6 separate regions of the Homo sapiens genome follow, and all the other regions are linked to region 2. A link is a contact called in ENCODE Hi-C data. All regions are on one chromosome and are shown on one strand. Each heading gives the region's core, a stretch centred on a gene start or an enhancer-like site at or near the end of the contact. The rest is flanking DNA. Distances are from core to core; before and after follow the strand shown.

The links. A loop is a pair of places that touch in the nucleus more often than their neighbours do. Pooled maps may share reads with other maps.
Region 1: a loop to region 2 is called in a map of ascending aorta, with 7 times the contacts of the local background. The contact joins the enhancer-like site here to the promoter of NECTIN3 in region 2. A Hi-C loop is called at or near these places in 3 of 168 maps with a recorded cell type or tissue (aorta, ascending aorta and chondrocyte) and 7 of 50 pooled maps.
Region 3: a loop to region 2 is called in a map of HCT116, with 2.7 times the contacts of the local background. The contact joins the enhancer-like site here to the promoter of NECTIN3 in region 2. A Hi-C loop is called at or near these places in 6 of 168 maps with a recorded cell type or tissue (CD4-positive, alpha-beta memory T cell, Calu3, HCT116 and 3 more) and 10 of 50 pooled maps.
Region 4: a loop to region 2 is called in a map of HCT116, with 10 times the contacts of the local background. The contact joins the enhancer-like site here to the promoter of NECTIN3 in region 2. A Hi-C loop is called at or near these places in 6 of 168 maps with a recorded cell type or tissue (Calu3, HCT116, IMR-90 and 3 more) and 5 of 50 pooled maps.
Region 5: a loop to region 2 is called in a map of naive thymus-derived CD4-positive, alpha-beta T cell, with 5 times the contacts of the local background. The contact joins the promoter of C3orf52 here to the promoter of NECTIN3 in region 2. A Hi-C loop is called at or near these places in 3 of 168 maps with a recorded cell type or tissue (PC-9 and naive thymus-derived CD4-positive, alpha-beta T cell) and 8 of 50 pooled maps.
Region 6: a loop to region 2 is called in a map of CD4-positive, alpha-beta T cell, with 14 times the contacts of the local background. The contact joins the promoter of ATG3 here to the promoter of NECTIN3 in region 2. A Hi-C loop is called at or near these places in 4 of 168 maps with a recorded cell type or tissue (CD4-positive, alpha-beta T cell, CD4-positive, alpha-beta memory T cell, CD8-positive, alpha-beta T cell and 1 more) and 9 of 50 pooled maps.

What each region holds. Positions count from the first base shown.
Region 1 is chr3:109,683,488-109,686,973 of GRCh38, forward strand. The region is part of intron 2 of LOC124906267 (a long non-coding RNA gene); the gene reads left to right. Among named protein-coding and RNA genes, the nearest start is that of MIR4445, 82 kb to the left of the region's middle. Within about 2 kb of position 2,069, at least 9 of the 41 ENCODE cell types and tissues checked have a DNase peak (open chromatin) inside an H3K27ac peak, as active enhancers do.
Region 2 is chr3:111,069,964-111,073,670 of GRCh38, forward strand. NECTIN3 (nectin cell adhesion molecule 3) reads left to right here and starts at 1,853. Exons shown (of 6, transcript NM_015480.3): 1 at 1,853-2,214. The coding sequence starts at 2,055. It overlaps LOC151760 (putative uncharacterized protein LOC151760), which reads right to left and starts at 1,803. Exons shown (of 4, transcript XR_007096272.1): 1 at 1,529-1,803. RefSeq lists a silencer at 1,581-1,680.
Region 3 is chr3:109,805,003-109,808,547 of GRCh38, forward strand. The region is part of intron 2 of LOC124906267 (a long non-coding RNA gene); the gene reads left to right. Among named protein-coding and RNA genes, the nearest start is that of MIR4445, 200 kb to the left of the region's middle. RefSeq lists an enhancer at 1,799-2,998. Within about 2 kb of position 2,094, at least 5 of the 41 ENCODE cell types and tissues checked have a DNase peak (open chromatin) inside an H3K27ac peak, as active enhancers do; they include HCT116, where a contact is called at or near this core.
Region 4 is chr3:109,925,118-109,928,866 of GRCh38, forward strand. No RefSeq gene overlaps it. Among named protein-coding and RNA genes, the nearest start is that of MIR4445, 320 kb to the left of the region's middle. RefSeq lists an enhancer at 1,418-2,617. Within about 2 kb of position 2,199, at least 4 of the 41 ENCODE cell types and tissues checked have a DNase peak (open chromatin) inside an H3K27ac peak, as active enhancers do; they include HCT116 and PC-9, where a contact is called at or near this core.
Region 5 is chr3:112,084,642-112,088,279 of GRCh38, forward strand. It overlaps C3orf52 (chromosome 3 open reading frame 52), which reads left to right and starts at 1,748. Exons shown (of 6, transcript NM_024616.3): 1 at 1,748-1,904. The coding sequence starts at 1,767. RefSeq lists an enhancer at 1,410-1,926 and silencers at 1,443-1,492, 1,543-1,592, 1,613-1,662.
Region 6 is chr3:112,560,366-112,564,094 of GRCh38, forward strand. ATG3 (autophagy related 3) reads right to left here and starts at 1,597. Exons shown (of 12, transcript NM_022488.5): 1 at 1,092-1,597. The coding sequence starts at 1,163. It overlaps SLC35A5 (solute carrier family 35 member A5), which reads left to right and starts at 1,680. Exons shown (of 7, transcript NM_017945.5): 1 at 1,680-1,908; 2 at 3,020-3,168. The coding sequence starts at 3,039. RefSeq lists enhancers at 359-1,168, 1,169-1,978, 3,599-3,729.

The sequences.
Region 1 (3,486 bases), core at 819-3,318, 1.4 Mb before region 2:
CTTATTAAAGAAATATTTTAAGAAACATTATATTTAAGTGGCTTCAGCTAATTAATTACTTGTTTTGCTGATTTGGATGGAGAAATTAGCAAAAATAAATCTTGAAAATGGAGTTTTAGTAGGCTTCCATTTATAAAAATTCAATTTTACCCCACTTGAAATAATCTATTTGTTGCATCAGGTTACATTATTGCTGGCTGATATGATTACTAGTGGGCATATACTGTACATGTTATTGCATCTCTGCACCTGGTTTGTTGGTAAATACATGTTGCTGATAACAGCAGCTAAATCTCAGAACACAGACAAGTCTGAGCATATCTGTTACTGAAACTGAGTAAACAATTCAAAATTCATGTTCTTTTAAAATATATCACCTTAAAAACATAAAGGTCACTGCATATCCAGGATGAATAAGTTTAAGAAGAGTGTCAGGATGGTGGCATATTTAGATGTATCACTGTGATGTTTCACTGTGGTATTTTATGATGTGGCATATTAGCCAATGTGTTCATGGTCAAATGATTCAGAGCAGATTTTAAACCAAATTTTAATATTGACTTTTAGCATATGCATAATAAAGTGAGTAAAGCACACTATTCTTAAGTGTCAGCTCAAGGAACTTTTACACTCATATCCAAATAACTACCACTTAGATTGAGATGTAACATTTCCAACAGCCAGAAATTTCCTTCATGCCCCTCCTCAGTCAAAACCCAGTGACTTCAAGGAAACTAAGACTCTAGATTTTGTTATAATCAATTAGTTTTGCCTGTTTTTGAACTTCATATAAATGGAATTATAGAGTATGTACTCTTTTTAACCTGGCTTCATTTACTTAACATAAAGTCTGAAAGTTTGAGCCATATGATTGCAGGTAGTATCCATTTGTTCTTTTTTTCCTCTGATGTAGTATAGATGCTCCTTGACTTATGATGGGGTATGTCCTGATAAACCTGTTGTAAGTTGACAATATAGTTAGTCAAAATGCATTTAATATACGTAACCTACTGAACATCATAGCTTAGGCTCACTTCCTTAGACGTGTTCAGAGAACTTACATTAGCCTATACTTGGGCTCAAAAATCTAACACTACTTGATAATAAAGTGTTGACTATCTCATGTAATTTATTGGACACTGTACTGAAAGTGAAAAGCAGAATGGTTGTATGGGTACTTAAAGTATGGTTTCCATACCACCTTAAAGTTCAAAAATCATAAGTCAGCCAAACCATTGTTAAGTCAGGAACCATCTGTATTCCATTGTATGAATTTTCACAGTTTATGTATCCATTCTCCTACTGACGAGTATTTCAGTTGTTTCTAGTTGGGAGAGTGATATGATTTGGCTCTGTGTCCCCACCCAAATCTCATCTCAAATTGTAGTTCCCAAGTGTCACAGGAGGGACCTGTAATCCCCATGTGTTGAGGGAGGGAGGTGATTGGATCATGGGGGCAGTTTCGCCCATGCTGTTCTCATACTAGTGAATGAGTTCTCATAAGATCTGATGGTTTTATAAGTGTTTGGAAGTTCTTCCTTCATCCCCCTCTCTTGCCTGCCACCATGTAAGATGTGCCTGCTTCTCCCACTGAAAGGAGTTAGTTAGCTTGCCTTAGGTAGATAACAAGGAAAGGGTCCTGGAGAGCCCCCGGCCCATGGGTCAGTTCCTCATCCCCACATAACATAAAAAGCAGCCTGGGAAAAAATTCAAGCTGCAGGCACCGATAAGGGAACTAGCACAGGGTGTTGTGCCTGGAGACATGCCCACAGCTGCACAGATAGAAAAAACCTCCGGCCCATTTGGCTGAAAACTTGCACAAACCTCCAGCTCACTCAGACAAGGGAACAAGGCCTGGCATAGAAATGCCTTTGTCCTGTGTATAGTCAGTGGGCTCCCAGGAAAAGTTTCTTCTCCTTTTGTGGGCATGGGCATGGTGGACTCTGGGGGGTTCCAGTGGGCACTCTACTTTCCTTTATTAGGACTATAAGTCCAGCTCCTGTGACTCATCACTTCAGCCTCTGATTGGTCCCGGGCCAGGCTTTCACTTCAGCTTCTAACAGGTCCTGGGCCAAGCTGAGCAGCCTCTATGAATCATCATTTCAGCTCCTGGTTGGTACCAGGCCAAGCTGAGTCATACATTCACTAAGACAGCTCACTGATTAAGCTCATTCCTTCCCCTTCCCAGACCATAAAAACCCTGGACCCCAGACTCATAGTGGGTCTTCCTATTTGGGACCCCCTCTTCTGGAAGAGAGCTTTCTTCTTTCAGCTGTAAACTTTTGTTCCAACCTCACCTTTGTGTCTGTGCTCCTCTGGGCATTATCTAAGACAACGAAAGACTGTTACACTTCTGCCATAATTGTAAGTTTCCTGAGGCTCTCCAGATGTGCAGAACTGTGAGTCAATTAAACCTCTTTTCTTTATAGATTACCTAGTCTTAGGGAAGTCCTTTATAGCAGTGTGAGAATGGACTAATACAGAGATACAGTTAGTAAAGCTGCTATGAACATTCTTGTACAGATCATTTGGTGAAATCAGAGAAGATTTTAGCTTTCAGTAATGCTTACTTAGACATGATGTTTATAATTATTCCTCTTTCATAAATAAGCCCAGGGGAATTGTGAGCTATGTGGCATCCTTCAGTACAAGGTTCTTCCAGCCCTACAGCTGTACTTAGACTATCAAGAGTATCGTTTGTCCAATTCCAGAAAGAATAATTCACGTTGTATTCTGGGATCCAGTGGGCACAGTGACACCAATGGATGGTGGACTCCTGGCCATCATTTGATCAGTACCTCCAAGTGATGGAGAGAAACAGACACTGATGACATCACTTGAGCTTCATGCCATGACTGAAGCTATGCTTAAAGCCAAATATACTCCTGGACTTTGCAGTTTTCTAAACCAATAGATTTAAATGATTATTATCGATATAACCGTTATTATGTACACCATCATTCTGGGATAAAGGAACAGGTAGCAACTCCCAGATCCATGATTTATTGTAACTTTGAGCTCGCTTAGCCTATGCTATGCACAATTGTAATTTATGAGCATGGGATGATAATAATCTATTTGGATCTGAAATTTACTTTGTGTATTGTGCACTGCTATGCAGTTGTTAATTTTTTAGCATCACACTTTTATTTTTTATCTTCCTTTTCTTAAAAATTGACATTTCAAATAGAAACCTTAAGCAACATTGATAACTATTTTCAACATATCTTCTACCAGATATTTTCTTTATTAACGTAGTTAGTTTATGTATTTAGATAATCAATATTTTAAAAATCTCTCAAGGCTTGTTATAAACTACAAATAAAGTAGGGAAGGGACTCACTTACTAGTCAACTGCAAAAAGGTGCCAAGCCTTCTGTATAACTTATTGCTCTTACTGTTCTTACTTGTCTGCTTGGCTTTGCAAACAAGTGAGAGGTCTTCTATTAATTATGCTCTTAATGTTGTTACAATAATATTTTGAGA
Region 2 (3,707 bases), core at 603-3,102:
TTAGGTTTAGGGAATGCGAATATAGAAAAAGAAATTTTCTCAAGGGAAACGGTGGTGTCAGCACAGCTGAGGAATGTCACAATAGCTACATTTTGTCAATTATGATCATCATCAGGGGATCTCCCGGAGCGATGCAGGACAAGGTTTATTCATAAGTGCATCTTGAGAATAGGTGATAGAAAGCCTTGGCTGCAGGAGACAAGCTTACAGGGGACGACAGAGGCAGACAGGCACAGGGAGGGAGGGAAGAGGAAAGGGCTGGAGGGAAAAAGGCACTAGACCGAGCGCTGGGAGACTGGAAGGGAGGCAGAAGTTAAGAAAGAAAAAAGAGGTGGGCAGGGTGTAGAATGGCTTGTAGCCTTGGAGGTTAGTAAAGCCTTGTAATCCAGCGGGCGGAAGGTGGGAAGACCCTATTGACTGAAAGCCGAGGACAGCGTGGTCTTGGCCGCAAGCATGCATTAGTTTAGCTGCGACAGGCTAACTTCTGGGCGGCTGATCCTTGTTCAGCTTTCCTGTTACTGGAACACATTTATGGCTATCTCGTGGAGATGACAGGACCTACATAAAATTAATAGTGTCAGGCCTGAGGACTGGTGTCCTCTGCCTTCAATTCACCCCCTACGCTGGACAGTCCAAATTGTCCACCCTCCTACTCCCCCCGCGGAACCAATGTGGCAGTGGCTCCAAGGTCAAGCTGCCGGTACTGTGCGAGGCGGGAGGATGGAGAGGGCAGGGCGGAGAGCCACCTGGGATGAGCGAGGGTCATGGTGGACCACAGACGCTCTTCTTATACGGGCAAATGTTTAATACTTCCCGAGGTCGCCTCTCTGCCATCAAACGAAAACAGGCAAGAAAATAAAACTACACATACGAACATGCAAAGGAAACAAAACCAAAGAAAAACACCAACGCACTCGTTGGGGGAAATCCATGGCCTCCTGTTGCCAGTCGCCCGGCGCGGAAAGTGGACAGCCCAGCGGCCAGTGAGAAGCAAGAGCAAGAAAGCAAACCTTCTGAAGACCCCTCTCCTCGCCCAGCTCCGCCGACCATTCTACCAAGCTGCCCTCCCAGAAAAAAGAGCAGGAAAAATGCCTGTGCAAACGTGCCTTGGCGAGCGGGGAATAAGTGGGCTGGGAAGAAGGGAAGGATTCGGAGAGCACAGCTGTCCCGGGGAACAGGAAGGAGGAGAAAGTCTCTCCCTCCCTTCAGTGCCCCGCGCCCCAGCGAGGAGGAAGATTACTAGTCCAGCAGGCTGCGTCCAGCTTCCTACACAGGAACCTTTAGCATGGGCAACGGAAGGGCAGCCCCCTCCTGCCTTCCCCTCCCCACCCCACCCCCTCGTCCCAGGTCCCCGCCACAGGGAGAGCGCCGCCCGGGAGAGGAGAAGGCCGAGCGTGATTGTCCCGCAGCCCTCGCCTCAGTCGGCGCCGGGGCCCCCGTGGACCCGCGAGGGGTGGAGTGGGCGAGACCATTGGAAAGGCAGGGAAGGGGGGAAACCAGGCAGGAACGAGGGGCGGGGCCGACTAACCTATTCCAGATTTTCCTGTCCCTTTTAAATCTCTGCTGTGGGAGAAACCCCGTTATCAAAGTGGATGAAAAGAATATTTTTTTTTGAAAGGGGAGGAGCATGTGTAGGAGGGCGGGGTGGGAGGAGACAGGGCTTGCGCCCGGGGATCAGACGGGAGGTGGAGTTGCGCGGGGAGGGCGGGCGAGTCGGGCGCCCGCTCTGAGAGTCGGTTTCTTTTCCCCCTCTTGCGTGGGGCGGGGTGGTGCGTTCCGAGTTCCCAGGAGTTCGACGCGGGCGGGTGCCGAGGGGAGGGGAGTGGCGGCGGCGGCGGGCGGCTCCCGCTTCAGCCTCGGCAGTGGCGTCGGCGACGGCGGTGTCGAGGCAGCCGCCAGCGTTCGGCCAAGTGTCAGCCGGCAGCGACGGCGCTAGAGCTGGGAGCTGGGGACGCGCGCGCCGGACCTTCCACAGCCTCCGCCCAGAGCCTGAGGCGCCGGGGCCGGGGGAGCCGGGGGGCGGGCGGGCGAGCGGGCCGGGGGGAGGGTGGGGGATGGCGCGGACCCTGCGGCCGTCCCCGCTGTGTCCTGGAGGCGGCAAAGCACAACTTTCCTCCGCTTCTCTCCTCGGAGCCGGGCTCCTGCTGCAGCCCCCGACGCCACCTCCGCTGCTGCTGCTGCTCTTCCCGCTGCTGCTCTTCTCCAGGCTCTGTGGTAGGTGAACCTCGGCGGCCGGCGTGGGCTGAGGGAGCCGCCACTGAGGGTGCGGGCGCCGCGGCCGGCTCTGCCAGCCGTTCTCTGGAGCAGCGAGGCGGTTGGTTGTGCGAGCGAGTGCCGAGGACTTTGGCTGGAAACTTTTCGCCGCGCCCGGGGCGAGGCCCTGGAAGGGCCAGGCCAGCGAATGCTGAGCCGGCGGCCCGCTGCCCTCCCCCGCGGCCGCGCGGGTCGCCGTGCGGATGGCCGAGGGTTGGCGATGGTGCTTCGTGCGCCGAACTCCGGGTTTGCTCCGGGGACCGTTACTTCCTCGCTCATTCTCTGGGAACCCTCGTAGGTTAAGGTGCCGGGATGCACGTTTGCCGCTTTTTTTCCCGGTGAAACTTGAGCTGTGAGCCCAGAAACCCTAGGGACCGGAGCCCGATGGAATGAAGCCTCCGGGTCCACTTCTCATGGCCTTCCACCCTGGAGAAGGCACCATTTTAGCCCACCCAGCCGCAGAATCCCCTACAGCTAGTTTTCTTCTGTCTTGTGCCCACTCCCCCGGCTCTGCCCTGACAGCTTCTGGAGCTCTCTAGATTGACCCTCGTCCCTGCCCTCCAGCTTGTGGGACGTCTCTCACACTGCCCGTGCTTATTTTACCAAACCGCAGGAACAAGATTTACGTGTTAAATACCTGATTTCATGGACTGTGTGCCCCGGCTGTTCTAACCAAAACAGTCACGCGCCTGTTTCCCATCTCTTGACCCTCGTGTTATGTTACTGTTTTCCTGTCATATTTGGGAGTTAGTCTCTGAGTTTTCTTCCCAGGTATGCCAGACTAGAAGCCTGCTTATTAAGGACTGTGCTAAAAAAAAAAAAAAAAAAAAAGTCTGCCTCATGCAAGAGAAATGGACTTAAGTGGTAATTAATGGGAGGCAGCGATTTGGGAAAATAAGGACACCAGTCTTTGGTGGGAGGAGGAGTATCAGAACACTGCGAGTAGTTATTTATTTGAGGGCTCTTGGTAAGAAAAGTAGAGGGGCAGAACTTAAGCTTGGTCAAAGATTGGTTTTCAGTATTTCATAAAACCGTAAACTGAAGTTTTACTAGTATTTATTAAAAGGAGAGATGTGTGCACATTTCTTGAATAGTGTGATTTAGAAGGAGGAGAATCCTGTTACATGGTAGGTGAGTCAGGGTAGTTGGTTATGAGGGAAGCAAAGTTTGCATGATGGGATTGAGTGTCTCTTCTGGGCTGAGAATTTCCACTGACAGTTTACCACCACGTTTCCAGCACTGTAATGAAATCTGATTTACACAGAGTATAGTATGGTAAATGGAATGTTATTAATTGTACGCTGTTTCTGTATGCCGACTCCGCAGATACTTGGTTCCAAGACAAAGTTCTTAATGCTATACCTTTTTAAATTGATGCCAGAGTCTAGATTGAATTTGTGTGCTGTTCTATTCCATGAAGGAGAATTGGGGATGTTGCTTACAGTTGAGTGAGA
Region 3 (3,545 bases), core at 844-3,343, 1.3 Mb before region 2:
AAAATAGGAGGCACAATGAAATAAATTGCTAGGCTAAAGCCAAGTATCAAGAATCCTGATATTCAACATAGTTAACCCATAGGGTGGATGTAGAATCTGCAGCAAAGGCCCAGATCAGGAGCTAAGACTCAGATAGGACTGGATAGATTAGAGAAATCAACCATCTGGGCCAGAGACTTCAATATTGTGAAATAAATAATTGGCCTTTACAGCTAATGTAGAGACCAGTGCCTACTTGGAATTCTGACAAAGAGAATAAAGTAATTAAAACCAGATTGACCTCTATAGTTTGTCCTGAGCAGAATCTAACAAAATCCAGCTTCTTTTGTTTACCTGCTCTATCTCCCATGTTGAGTAAGAATATTGTGGTCAAGATGGAAGTGGGTAGTAGGATCTAGCCTGAAGCGGAGAGTGGAGCAGGAAATGTGGGATGTAAGGATAAGCAGAATTTGCTGAATGCTTTTCAGGAGGATGAAAGAGTACATCAGACAATAATATATAGTCTTTGTTAGCTTTTCTTTTTATACAATGTTATAGACTTCAAAGAGATTCTATATTCCAAATCTTCACAAGATTTCTCACAAGAATATTTATGTGAAGCAAGGTACATACAATAAAATTGAGACTCAAGAGATTAAGTTACATGCTCAAAGTCAACTGAATAATAAATAGCACAGCCTGGATAGACTCCAACCCAGAGCATCCTGAGTGATTTTTCCCAGGAATCTTTTCATTTTTATGTCTATTTAATTCTGATGTCCCATTCATATGGAGACATATGATATGGACTTCCGTTTGCTACCATATAAATAAAGAGCAATATGAAGATGGGATAAGGGAATGTCCAGAATGCCAGAGTCAAACTAGCATCAATAGTGGCAATTATCCAAATGACTGGGGAGAACACCAGGATCTTAGAAATGGTATTTTAGATGTTACCAAGCAAGGCCATCTAAAGTAAGCCTTCAAAGAGTTCCAGAAGCAAAGAAAACAGATGAAAAGGCATGAAAACATGAACACTCTAATAACAGTTAAAGTAAATGGGATTGCTCTTGCCAAGACCTATGAACTATATCTGATTGTAGAGAAAAATAAAACAGCGGGTGAGGTGGTGCATCCATTCTGCAGATATATCTTTCAATAGGGAAGGCAGTTATAAACGAGGTGACTCTCTCTTGATTTCCATGATTTTAATTTTGTGACATAATGTGTATTCATTTATATTTTCTATTGAGTATGAGTCCATACACAATTAATGGTTAAATTTTTGAAAATATAAAGATTTTTACTGATAAAATTTATCATTCAAGGTTGGGATGCATATACTTTTCGCAGTAAAAGAGCAACAAATTTGTTAGAAAGTAGTTTTAATTGGTATCCTTTAAAAGAACCTTGTAGGATCGTGTTACTTCACATATAGGAGAATATTTCTCTAGCTTGTGGCTTCAGTGATACATTTTTTATGGACTGGTTGCCAGTGATTCTCGCCCATGAAATGTATAGAGAAGTCTGTTGACACTTCTTATCCTCTCTCTCTTTTACCTGATTTGAAGCAAAAATAGTCATTTTGGAATTAAGAGGAAAAGGACAAGTGAACTTTTGACTTAATCTTAACATTGTTGAGCTCCTGAGCTAATGAAAGCAACAAGTTCTTACTTTCAGATTTTGCATTCTGTGACTAAACAAAAAAGACTCCCTCTATTTTTTAAATTACTTTTTAAAAATACCTAATCAGATATTTTATTAATTGAAACCAAAGGCATTTCTAACTGTACCCTAACTTCCTGTCTTGTTTTCTCTTTCAGCTTTGTGTCAGTCTTTCTGTTGTGGAGATTTTTTTTTTTTCAGTCTTTTTGTCTGCCTAGCATTTGCATCCCCTTTCTACGTGAGATTAATCTTGGTGGGAGAAAGAGCAAACTTTAAACTTTAGAAACATTAACTATATAAACTATAAAAACTAAAAATACCAGATACGTTCTCAGCCTGATTTGAAGCAAGGGTTTGGGCAAATACTTCGGGCTCTCTATATTGGATGCACTCATACCAGTTTTTGAGTAGGAAGTTAGTGACACCAAAAAACACGGGAAGTGACTCATTCTCTGATAAAGGAAGTGGTTACAGCACAATTGTGTTCCTGATAGATCAGTGACAACATTATCTAGGACACTCAGTGTTCTAGTTTTGTGGGGGCAGAAGTAGTTTCCTCATCAGCCCAGTTTTGCAGCCTCAATTGGGGCATTGTTCAAGATTCATTGTTCTGAGCAAGATGGTTCCGCTCTCCTGGTGATTCAGAGAGCTACCTATTAGTTTTTAAAATAAACTCTTTTTTATCCTCCCATTTATTCAGTCATGATTGATTTCTTATTTTGCTTGCAAATAAGGACCTTGCTTGATGTATTGTCTATCTCTTAGGCCAAAAGAATAGAGGCCAGAGAAGAGGAGCCAGGCTGGTAGAAACATCTCGCCTTTTCTGCTTGGGTATGCTGTCACCTTTTACAAATGAATAAGCATGTTAATAAGCTGACAAGAGAAAGAGAGAGGAAGAAAACACGTAAAAAAATAAAAATAGGCCAGGCGCTGTGGCTCATGCCTGTAATCTCAGCACTTTGGGAGGCTGAGGTGGGCGGATCACAAGGTCAGGAATTCGAGACCAGCCTGGACAATATGGCGAAACCCCGTCTCAATTAAAAATACCAAAAAAAATTAGCTGGGTGTGGTGGCGGGCGCCTGTAGTCCCAGATACTCAGGAGGCTGAGGCAGGAGAATCGTTTGAACCCAGGAGGTGGAGGTTGCAGTGAGTCAAGATCACGCCACTGCACTCCAGCCTGTGCAACAGAGATAGACTGTCAAAAAAAAAAATTCACGGCATTTATGGCTTTAAGGATCTGTGTAAAAAACTACTGGTAACACTTCAGGGTATCTTTAATGATATCAATTGATATGTCTCTATCATTCATTCATATATCCTTCATTCAGTAGGTAGCCAGACTCTGTGCTTCTTGGTCTCAAGGATGTTTTGAGTTTGAAAAAACTGAAGTTTTACTTCCAACCTAGGTTTTCATTTTCTAAGTCTATACTTTTTGATAAAGTTGTGCTAGACGCCCTTGAAAGAGAGGAGAGAGAGAATGCCTCCTACATGAAATAAAAGAAAAGGGATTACTTTTACTCACAGTGAAGAGTTTCCTTACACCCAGTTTCCTTACTCCTAGATCTGGAGATCTGTGATATCTCCAGATAGGAGTGCAAGGACACAGAACCACTGTAGGGATTCCTCAAAGGCCACAGCAGGACCCTGCTAACTATCAGTGCTGTGTGGAGGAAGCAAGACTTCAGGAGGAATGTTGGTGGGTTTCAGGCTCGCCAAAGTTTGCTCCATCCTCAGTGTGGTGCACAGAAGCATCGGTCAGGAAGAAGGCTGGATTTGGAGGGACCCTGTGGAACAGACTCCAGTGTCTAGGTAGTAAACATTGGACAGATGGCCAATGACCCAGGAGCCACCCTATGTCATTGTGCTACTAAGACCTTCACATACTTCATTACCCTGG
Region 4 (3,749 bases), core at 949-3,448, 1.1 Mb before region 2:
TTTACTTGATTTATCCCTACTCATTATTAAAAATTCACCCAAGGCCCAGCTCGCCTGTTCCCCTCTGGGACCCACAGGCTGTATGCACACACTCTGCATTTCCAAAAAACATTGTTTTCTTCCTTGCATTTAGCTTCTAAGTTACATGCTTTTCTCTGAGAGGAAAGTCTGTGTTTTCGTCTTTATCCTCAGTAACTTGCACAATGCCTAGCTCATAGTTGGTGTTTAATAAATGTTACTTCGCCTCTTCGGTTTTCTTAGAGGTCATCCCTTTCTGAATCAAATCTTACTTTTCGGATGGTTACTTTGATGATGTGGATTTTATTCATTTCTTTGGCAAATATTTCTTGGAAATCTACTGTGTTAGTCCTTATATAGACATATTTCACACCTGATTTCTTCAGCAACAATGGTGTTGAAGAAATGGAAACTCAGCTGTGATGTTGCTAGTCTTACCCTTCCTATGTGCCAGGAATGCTTCTCAAACTAAGGCGTATCTGACTCCAAATGCTCTTTTTTTTATGCCACGTTTTTTTCCTTTAGGGTAAAGTATAATTTTAGGTACATCTTATATAGAAAGTAAAAATATACTACAGTTTAAATTCTATCATAATTAACTCCTTAAGACCTCTAAGTTCACTTGCCATTTGATCATTACAAGCACACTGTTAGAAATCTATTTAACTGTCAGGATCTGAACATCAGAGAGGAGGCACTTAGGGCTTTATTTTTTGTTTTTCTCTTTGTTAATAAATTATCAGATGAAAAACAAAATAATATTTTGTTCCCAATAGAGGAAAGAGAAGTTCAATGCAAGTGACGCTCTTACTCCTTCCCCAAGCTTGTGGGTTGAATGTACTTACGCTGGTTGGTTTAGGGAGTTGTTGCAAGTTTCTCTCTTCAGTCACGTCTTTAAGGGGCCTGCAGGGAATAATTTTTCCCCCGTTTCCTCTCTTTGTTATAAATCTTATATAAAATGAGGAGTTTACTTGACACTGTACATGTTGTGGAAACAAAGATGGATGAATGGGGGCTGAGGCCAGTGGAGAAAAGAATTAAGCAAGAGTTGATGTTTACCAGTATTTGCATAGCAGATTAAAGATGCCTGAAAATTATTTGACCTTCCTCCCATAGAGAAATGAGATTGATTTTTCCTTCCCTTGAATTTGGGTGGACTTTGTATTTGCTTTGGTATAATACAGTGGAAGGGAAACATGCTTATTTCCAGGCCCAGGCTTTAATATATCGGCAATTGCTACTTTCAGTTTCTTGGGACTCTCACTCTAGGAGCCCTGATCTTCCATGTGAGAAGCAAAACATGGTGACCACATAAAGAGCGCCTGTGGCTATGTGGAGGGGAAAAGGGCCCACTGAGTCTGGTCGTCCAGCTCTCCTTGCAAGCTGCCCGGCTTACGCATTCCCTTCCTCTGCTCACCCCGCAACCCGCACTAGCCCAGCCGCCACCTGAATACCATTGAGTGACTGCAATTGATGTTACAGTCTTTTGCGAAGATAAGAATCTCTCAGATGAGTCTTTTCTGAATTCTTAACCTCTATTAAGCCACTGAAGTTTGGTGCAGTTTGTTAACAGTGATAGATAAGCAGAAATGTTTGTACCTAGTCATCAATTAACAATTACTTTAACTTATTCCACATCTACTGAGGAAATCACTGAAGCTAGTTGGATATATCATATCTTCCTTCATTTTGATGATGGTGTCACCAGAATATATATGTTAACTAGAAGGGAAGATATGGATTATTTGTGTGTGCATATATTTTTTAATCTTTCTAACTGATGGCAATCATAATATTTATTTAACACATTATATTTTTTCACACCACATTTACAACTATTATTTCTAAATCTTTCTACCATCAGTCTAGTAAGGTCATTTGTCAAGTCTGAATTATGCCATCTTGCAGATGCTGAAACTGAGGCATAGAGGTTAGGTTAACTCCCTAGGATCACATAGCTAAGGTTTTCACAGCACACTGGGTAAAAAAAATGTTATTCAGAAATTAAATTAATGTTAAGATGGTTATCTGTTTAATGCTTGTCACATCAACTAAACTTTAAGCTCCAGGAGGTCAGAGAACTTGTCTGTCTTCTTTAACACTTGAAGCGTAGAGCCTAGCCCAGTGCAGCCCGAGAAAACACTCACTTGGTATTAGTTGAATGAATAAATACATAAAGAATGCTGGGGCTCTGACTAAAACCTAGGTTTCCTCATTCAGAGGTTGAGTTTCTTTTAGTCACACTCCTGAGTTATGAGACAGGGTATGAGTCACTTGGGAATTTCAGTTAGAAGGCACAGGCACCAATCATGCCCTCCCCTTCCCCTGTTCCCTTTCCATCAAAGCATATCTTTGTGTGAGAAATAATGTTTTTGAAAAATCTTCCTAGTCATTCTGATATACCTCCTGTTGAGAACTAAAACACAATACTACCATTCTTTCTCTTAATCACATGTTATTCTATGTAAAAGAAGTGCTATGAGAAAATGCAATCATGTATGCTTACAAATTCTGAGAACATTAAAGTTAAAAGAAGGAAAAATAAGAGACAAAACAATGCCAGAAAAATGCACTAAAATGCAATTAACAATAATTTTTTTGTATGTGCTTAGTGAGTGTTTATCATATTGATTTTCAATTTTCAGTATTTTGATCATTTTTTTGGAGACAGTAGTTTTATAATTAAAAAGAAAATACCCCCAAAGCCCAGTACTCTGCCTTAATGATTAAATGAATGGAAGATGGAAAGCAAAGGGAGAATCTGAGTTAACCAGTCATCAATGACATGGGAAGACAATTCACTAGGAGGTATTCAGCACCTCTGAGCTAGTGGGGACTGTATCTCCAGTAAGGGTAGGTATGTAAGTTGCTTTCACTGATGCTTTTCTAAATGCTTCTGAACTCTGAAAGGCCCTTGAACTAAATGTCAGTTCCTATGAATTAATGTTGGTCTTCAGTACCTACCAGCAGGTCAGCACACTGGCAGAGAAAAAATAAAAAACAAAACAACAAAACAACAACAACAACAACAAAACAAACAAAATACTGCTTCTCAGGATTCCCAGCACAGTGAGAACAACTGGCCAATACATTTAGGAAAAAAATGCTACAAACCTTGTATTGTTCGCTACCCCAAATTCATAGATAGGCTCTTGGATGTGAGTGTCTGAAATGCTGTGTCCCATAGTTAACGGTTCATCAGTCAGGATTAGGGTAAAGGAATATTGATACTTTAAGGTAATTAGAATAACGTTTCTCTTTTGTTTCGGACAAACATAAGCTTTTTCTTTCTGTAGTCAGAACTGTCCTCTCAAATAAGAAGGAAAGAAAATATGAAGAGAGGTAGAGTAAGGAAGGAGGTAGAAAAGAGAGAGAAGGCCGGGCGCAGTGGCTCATGCCTGTGATCCCAGAACTTTTGAGAGGCAGAGGCAGGTGGATCACCTGAGGTCAGGAGTTTGAGACCAGCCTGGCCAACATGGTGAAACTCCGTCTCTACTAAAAATACAAAAATTAGCCGGGCATGGTGGTGTATGCCTGTAATCCAAGCTACCCAGGAGACTGAGGCAGGAGAATTGCTGGAAACCGGGAGGCAGAGGCTGCAGTGAGCCGAGATCACACCACTGCACTCCAGCCTGGGCGACAGAGCAAAACTCTGTCTCAAAAAAAAAAAAAAAAAAAAAAAGGAGAAAGGAGGGAGAGAGGGCAAGAGGAAGAGAGAGAGAAGGAGGGAG
Region 5 (3,638 bases), core at 498-2,997, 1.0 Mb after region 2:
AGTTGCTTTTTGATTCTCTGGGGGAGTGAGGGAGGCTTTAGGTATCTGTGCATGGAGAAATCAGGCATGGAGATAGCTACTATCCATCTGAAGTGAGAAAAAAATCTCACATTTAGGATGAACTTCTGCAATCAAATAAGGGAACTATGAGAAAAGTTTTCTGGACCCTGGGTAAGGATGGGGGTGGGGAGAATCAGAAGTTTGAGAGGTGTCAGTGCTTCCAGTCAGGTCTGCATGTTTTCGTGACTACAGATCCTATCAAGACCTCCCTGCAAATTCCCACACCCTTCAATGGCTCTAGTTCTTTATCAGTCTCCAGTCCCTTTTAGGCCTAGGAGTGTTAACAGCTTCTCGCTATTGCTAGTCCCTGGGTACGTCACCATGCCTTGTTGATTCCCTTAACCCTTGCTCCTTGGTTAAAAAACCTGTTCAAAAATCCCAGCTGAGAATGCAGCCTGATTCTTGCAAGATCCACCTGTTGGAGCAGAAGTCAGTGCAGGTCAGCAGATGAGTCACTGCAGACTCCCCTTAGCAGGCAGATGGATCCAAAGTTCAGGGGATCTGGTAGCAGGCATCAGACTGCTGGAGACAGGATATCTAGGCTGTGTCTCAACATCAGGTACTGAAGATGCCAGACTTTTGGACTCAAGTCAACATATTTGGAGTGGAGCTGATTTATATGCTTCTTGTTAATGGTCTGGTCTTAATGTGTGTGTGTGTGTGTGTGTGTGTGTGTGTGTTGCGTGGAGGGTGAGAAGTAAGGAGCAAGACTATTCGGAACAGAAGCTTGAGAGTTGAGGCCCTTGGCCCAACCCATGCTGTGCTTAACAAACATAATTCCATGCTAACTAAACCGGAAGTTCTGAACTACAGATAGGGTGTCAAGGAGATTGTGTGTGCGCGTGCATTGTGTGTGTGTGTGTGTGTGTGTGTGTGTAAGGCCCCTCCTCTCAAAGATAAATAATAATGGTCATTTATGAGTGCTTGCTGTGTCAATCACTGTTCTGAGTGCTTTGCTTACAACAACCCTTGTAATCCTGGTAACAACTACATTTAGGAGGGTACAAATATTACACCAACTTTCCAGATGAGGACGTTGGCACAGAGAGATGAAGACCGAGGTCTCACAGTGAGGAACCCTCTGGGTGGAGAATAACCCAGGTACACTGGTTTTAGAGTCCGCTGTCCCCAGCACCACACAATACTGTCTCTGTGCCTGACTCTGGACTTGCGAGGAAGTGTGTTGGTGTATATTATTCACCTTCATGCACTCAGAACCTAGCACCATGCTGGCACGAGGCATGGTTATTTGTTGATTGAATGAATGCACTTTTGCTAGGCCGCGAGGACTGTGGCAAACCCCAACAACCAACAGTTCGTAGGGTTAGATCGCAAACTTTTCTCCGTTGGACGGTGCTGCCGGGCCCACCCTTTCCTTACCACAGCCCGGCACCCAGGCAGCCCCTAAACGGAGATGGTCTGCATCTGCAGGCGCGGGGAAAGGCATAGCAGGCAGCGCCCTGAACAAATCAGAAAAACAGCCTTCGGCTCTGGAGCCCACTCCGGCACGGCCTCAGGTGCTCTACCCCGCGGGATCCAGGGAGTGGCCGCCACTCACAGTTGCCCCTCCTGTCCGCTCCGGTCCGCTCCCGCCGCCCGAGGTCCGCGACGCCCCGCCCAGTGGGTGGAGTGTGAGGCGGGGAGGTCGCTCGACTCGCCGGCGCTGTGGCCTCCCGCGGAGCCGCTCAGACTTTCCCTGCCGGCACATGGACCTGGCCCAACCCTCACAGCCAGTAGACGAGCTGGAGCTCTCGGTGCTCGAGCGGCAGCCAGAAGAGAACACGCCTCTCAATGGTGCCGACAAGGTCTTCCCTTCTTTGGACGAGGAGGTCCCCCCGGCCGAGGTAAGGTCCCCTTGGCGCTGGCCCTAACTTGCCGGCGGCGGGACAGTAGTAGGACCCGGGCCTGGCACCCGCGAGTTTCGGGTTTCCAGTCAGGCGGGGCGTCGACGGCGCCGAGCGAGGGTGGGGCGCGCTCGAGTGCTCTGAATGGAGCCGAGTCACCGCGACACCTTTCGGCCCGAGCAGTCCCCTCCCCAGCCCCTGGGGTCCTCCAACCCCTCTGACCCCCGAGGCGCTTTAGGAATCCTAGTGGTGAGGTGTGGCCGCTGCTGTCTTCAGAGAGGTATTCCGGAGATGGAAGTAGTTTTTTAAAGTTATGTAACTTTTAATTCAGTTTTTCTTTTTTCCAGTAGGGAGAATGAGAATGACAAATTGAGTATCCTCCTTCTCTCAGAATCTCTTCTGTCCTCCTCTTACCTTCACTGCCTTGCCACTTCTCTCCCTCCCCTCCACCCACCTCGCCGCAGCCCCCAGCCTTCTTCCATGCCTACCATCCGCCAAGCACTTTCTGCCTTCTCCCAGCCTGGCCATTGGATTCTGCCGGAAGAGAGATAGGGGAGAGCACAGAGGAGAGAAAGCGGTCAGAAGGGGAGAAGGGGTAGGGCTGGCGTAGAGATGGGGCGGGCGGGTTAGGGGGTCGGCGCGGGGGAGGTGAACTTGCCCTGCTCAATTGAAAGAAAATAATTTCAAAGTTCTTGTCTCGAAGGTTGAGACTTCGCCCACCTTGCTTTTACCTCCTCTCAATCCCTAAGGAAGTCCCTGGCTATTTTTAGGCCAAGCTCTTTTCTGATTCATCCCTAGCAATGATGGGAACATTATTCACTCTCATCAAAGACTTGTAAAACATCAGAGCTTTGACTTCCCAGCCATCCACCTTCTGATTAACTCCTAAGATTGGCTTGAGGTTTTCTGGGTGCACAGAACTCCCCATATAGAGCCCCGACCTGATCTTTCTAGGCCCCACTCCTCCACCCCCAACTTTTTGGCTGCCCAGCTGTTGATTTTAGGGATAAGCAGGAAATTCAAAAGTTGAAAGCATTGCTTTTGTTCTACATTGATTCCTGGAACTATTGCAAAGTCTGCTTTTATAGGTACTCTGGAGAGTAATTTGGAAACTTATTTCTGAATAAAATATGAATGCCACAGAAGAATGAAGGTTGAACAAAGATAGTCTGGTCACCAGTGCAAGTGGCCACAACTGTGAACTGGCTGTATGAGTCCTCCAGGGCGGTGTCCAGGAATGGGAGTTGGAAATACTTGCCTCAGATTAGATGGACCCGCACACCCTAAAGACTCCCTAGCTTGGGGCTGAATCCAGAAATCTGGTGACAGTTTTGCCACTAAGAAGTGTGTCCCAGAGGCAAGCCTGTCCCGTAGTGGTAATGTGTGCCTACTCGGCCTTCTGTGAGGCCTGGGAATGCCTTGTTGAAAACAGGTGGTGGGTAGAACAAGCCAAATCCATGCAGGGTTATCAGTATTCTGTAATTGTTTAGCACCTACCCTGTAGCAATGGTTCTTTAATGTTCTCATGACGTCCTTGTTAGTAAGGTATATACAGATACCCTGGACTTCTTTGTAAGTTAGCTTTGTAGGTCACCCAATAGGAGAGCTGTCCTCAGTAACAGGATGGAGTGAAGGTGAAGGGCTACAGGAGTACTTGGAGTGTGTTCAAGGAATGCCTTGAACTAATCTCATCTAATGTGTTAATCATTCTCTTTTGTCCTATAAAATAAAGTG
Region 6 (3,729 bases), core at 347-2,846, 1.5 Mb after region 2:
CTCATTTATAATCGCTGGTTTATTTCTTACTTGGCCAATAAGTTATTCTTTTAAAAGGAGCTTTACAAAAACGTATTTTAAAAAGTATAGACCTAGTACTTCCCTTTGTCATGGAAAGGGAGCAAAGCAAAACTCTCCACTATTCTTAGCATATTAAGGTATTTCACCCCCACACTGAGATTGGTACATTCTAACTGAAAGCTTAAAAACAACTAGAAAAAAAAAACAAAAACTAAGCAAGAACTTCCCATTAATTTACTATTCTTGCTCACTTTTCAGAAAGCAAAAATGAAGTTACAACAAAACACTCCAAAAGAGTTATAAAAGAAAAGCTTGAAGGCAGTTGTAGAAATTTACCTTTAAAAAAAAAATCAGTCACTACTGTAACAGCTAATGTGTCACAATTTTTTACTTTAAAAATGCTGTACTGTTGCCAATATATTTTTAAAAATTATACAGCCAGGAAGGTCAAACCGTGCCTTGTTATCACTAATAACCAGCTACGGCTATCTGAAAAGCTTGGGAAAAAGGTTTTGCTCGTTAGATGGGTTCAAGGTTACTGAATGAGATAATGTTGCCAATTTCACCTCCTTCCTCTGAAATCTAAACGAGTTGGGATCGCAGTCACAACTTCCCCACTACAGCGGACTTTCATGAAACTTAAAGGAAAAGTGACCTCACCTCAGGTCTCTTTTGACCTCTGTGTGTCAAACACTAAATTCATTTTTTAAAGAGAAGCAAAATCCTTGCTTAAAAAGGCTAAAAGACTTCCAGTGTTTGGATTTAACGTTCTTCAATCTACTCAGCCTCCGAACACCCTTCCAACCCGACGTACCCGACCGCGCAGAGTTATGACGGGAGAAGGCAGGAACACGCAGAGCGTCGCTCCAAGTTTACCCCTGAGGAGTCAGAAAGCCCTAACGAACAGCCGGTTAAGACTACGGGTGGGGGCTGCACACTTCCCTGTGTCTCGAGCCCTACTGCCTTCCTACACCTTGCCCCGCCGGAGAAAGCGGGGACTCCTGCGGCGCCTGGTCCCTGAAAAGTCGAGCATGTGCCTGACAGCTCCCGGCAACCCTGGCCTGGCTTACCTTGAGGACCGGGGTCAGGTACTCAGCCACTTCCAGTGCCTTTCCCTTCACAGTATTAATCACATTCTGCATCCTGGGGCCGGAGTAGCGGCCGGCCCCGCGACGGGATGGAAAGTGCAGCCGTGTCAGGGGCCAGGGAGTCAGAAAATGTCCTCGCTGCCACCGACTCGCATCAGCACCCGGCTGGCAGCACCCGAGGGGACGGGACGCGACGCGACGGGACGGGCGGGACGAGGGGGCGGGGCGGCAGGCACAGCGCGCGAAGACGGGGTGCGCGATCCTCGCACCCCAGGCAGCCCGCGACGGACCGGACCCAGCTGTCACCCAGCCGCGAGGGAGGGCAGCGGGGCCGAAGGGAGACCTGAGGTGAGAAGCGGACGCACACGCACCCCTCGCCCTCTGCGAGCTGTCTGTCCTCGCTTTGCTTCACTCGCGCCCCTTCCGGCTTCCCTTCCTTCTCACTCTCTTGCCGTAGCTGCGCCGCCACCGGGGCCTCACGTGACACTAGACTCTCCCGGCACGTGACGTGAGAAAGGGGCCGGGCTGGGGCGGGATAAGCCGCTTCTCCCCTCCTTCCGGAAGCGTAACACTGAACGTGCCTGCGCAATGGGTGTCGGGTCCGCTTTTTCCCAATCCGGACGTAATCGTGGTTTTTGTTCTGCAATAGGCGGCTTAGAGGGAGGGGCTTTTTCGCCTATACCTACTGTAGCTTCTCCACGTATGGACCCTAAAGGCTACTGCTGCTACTACGGGGCTAGACAGTTACTGTCTCAGCTCTAGGATGTGCGTTCTTCCACTAGAAGCTCTTCTGAGGGAGGTAACCGCGCCCCGCGGGCAAGGAATTGCGCCTGCGTCTGAGGGGAGGGTGCGCCAGTGAAGAGCCCTACTGCGCATGTGTGACTAGAAGGGTAGTCCCTGACTGTGAAGGGAAATCTGGCCCCCTCCTGTCGGGGAGGCGTCCTGTAGGCGTGCGCCCAATGGGGCTGTCAGTATTGGCATTTCTCCCCACTCCCCGCAGGCTCTATGCGCTATTCCTACAGTACGCTGGGAGGCTTTGGGCAAGTTACTTACCCAACCTGGGGTTTAGTGTCCTCAGCCTATCAAAAGAGGGCCTTAGATTCATTGATTTCTACGATCTCCTCCATTTCAAACACTAACTAGTTCAGTAAAACTTTACAGCAGTGTTTCAGATATTTCCATTTTGGTCGTTATTGTAATGAAGTCTGTCCTAATAAGCTTTTTCCTCCGAGGGAAAAGAGGAGGAAAATACAATTCTGAAAGCCTTATCTTACAGCAAAATTATTTACTAATAAGAGTAAAAGCGAGGCCGGGCGCGGTGGCTCACGCCTGTAATCCCAGCACTTTGGGAGGCAGAGGCGGGCGGATCACAGTCAGGAGTTCGAGACCAGCCTGGCCAACATAGTGAAACCCCGTCTCTACTAAAAATACAAAAATTAGCCGGGCGTGGTGGCGGGCGCTTGTAGTCCCAGCTATTCTGGAGGCTGACGCAGGAGAATCGCTTGAGTCCGGTAGGTAGGGGTTGCAGTGAGCCAAGACCGCGCCGTTGCACTCCAGCCTGGGTGACAGAGCGAGACTCCGTCTCAAAATACATAAATAAATAAAATTTAAAAATAAAATTCAAAATTGCTTTGAAGAATTCTTTTCTGCTGTTGCAAAGTGTCATTTGCTCACCTGCTACCTTTGTCAGCAGGTCTAATCTGGTTCTACGTTTTCTGTCTCCAGAGTACTCCCTCTTATCAGATTTTCACTTTCCTTTTGTCATAGTTTCTTTATGCCTCAACTTTCTTGGTGCTGATATAGTCATAGCCAAAATTTTTTAAAAATTCCTTTTTTGTCCTCACGATCAATGGTATTTGCGTTTAGGGTCTGCCAACAAGGTCGTTCATGAAAGTGTTTTTCTCTTTAAGGTAATTAAAAAACAGTGGAATGGAAAAACAGTGCTGTAGTCATCCTGTAATATGCTCCTTGTCAACAATGTATACATTCCTGCTAGGTGCCATATTCATTGCTTTAAGCTCAAGTCGCATCTTACTAGTGAAGTATTCTGCCAATGAAGGTAAGTTAAGACTTGGTATATGCATGGAGCACTTCCATCTAATCACACATCTCTCTCTTGCCTTTGGTTCTGTTATATATAACATGGAAATAATAATGCCTTTTGCTTCATGTGAGTGATAAAGCATATTTAAATTTGATTATTTAACCTTGCATTCCTCAACAAGAAAAAATGTTTGATAATGGATGAAATGTGAGTCAATCAGATACAAAAATCAAACCCTTTGGTGAAGAACCAGTCGTAACATTTGACTGTTAATTCAATCAACAGGTGTTTCTGGACCTATAGCAAAATGTGTAATTGCGCCTTATTTTGAAGTAGAAGGATATATTTGTTTGGTCACTTGGCATTTGTGAGGTACTTACTATTGTAATTATTGTATCAATGGTAAGGTGTCAGCATTATATTGTGCGGTCATATTGTATCAACAGTATAAATTATAAGCTTTGATAAGTATGTATTTAAGAAATCTTTTTTTATGTAGGGATTTAAGCAAACACTTTAATTCCACAAAACTGTATTGAGTACTTCTTACTAGTTATTGAGTGAAGGGGTGGGTTG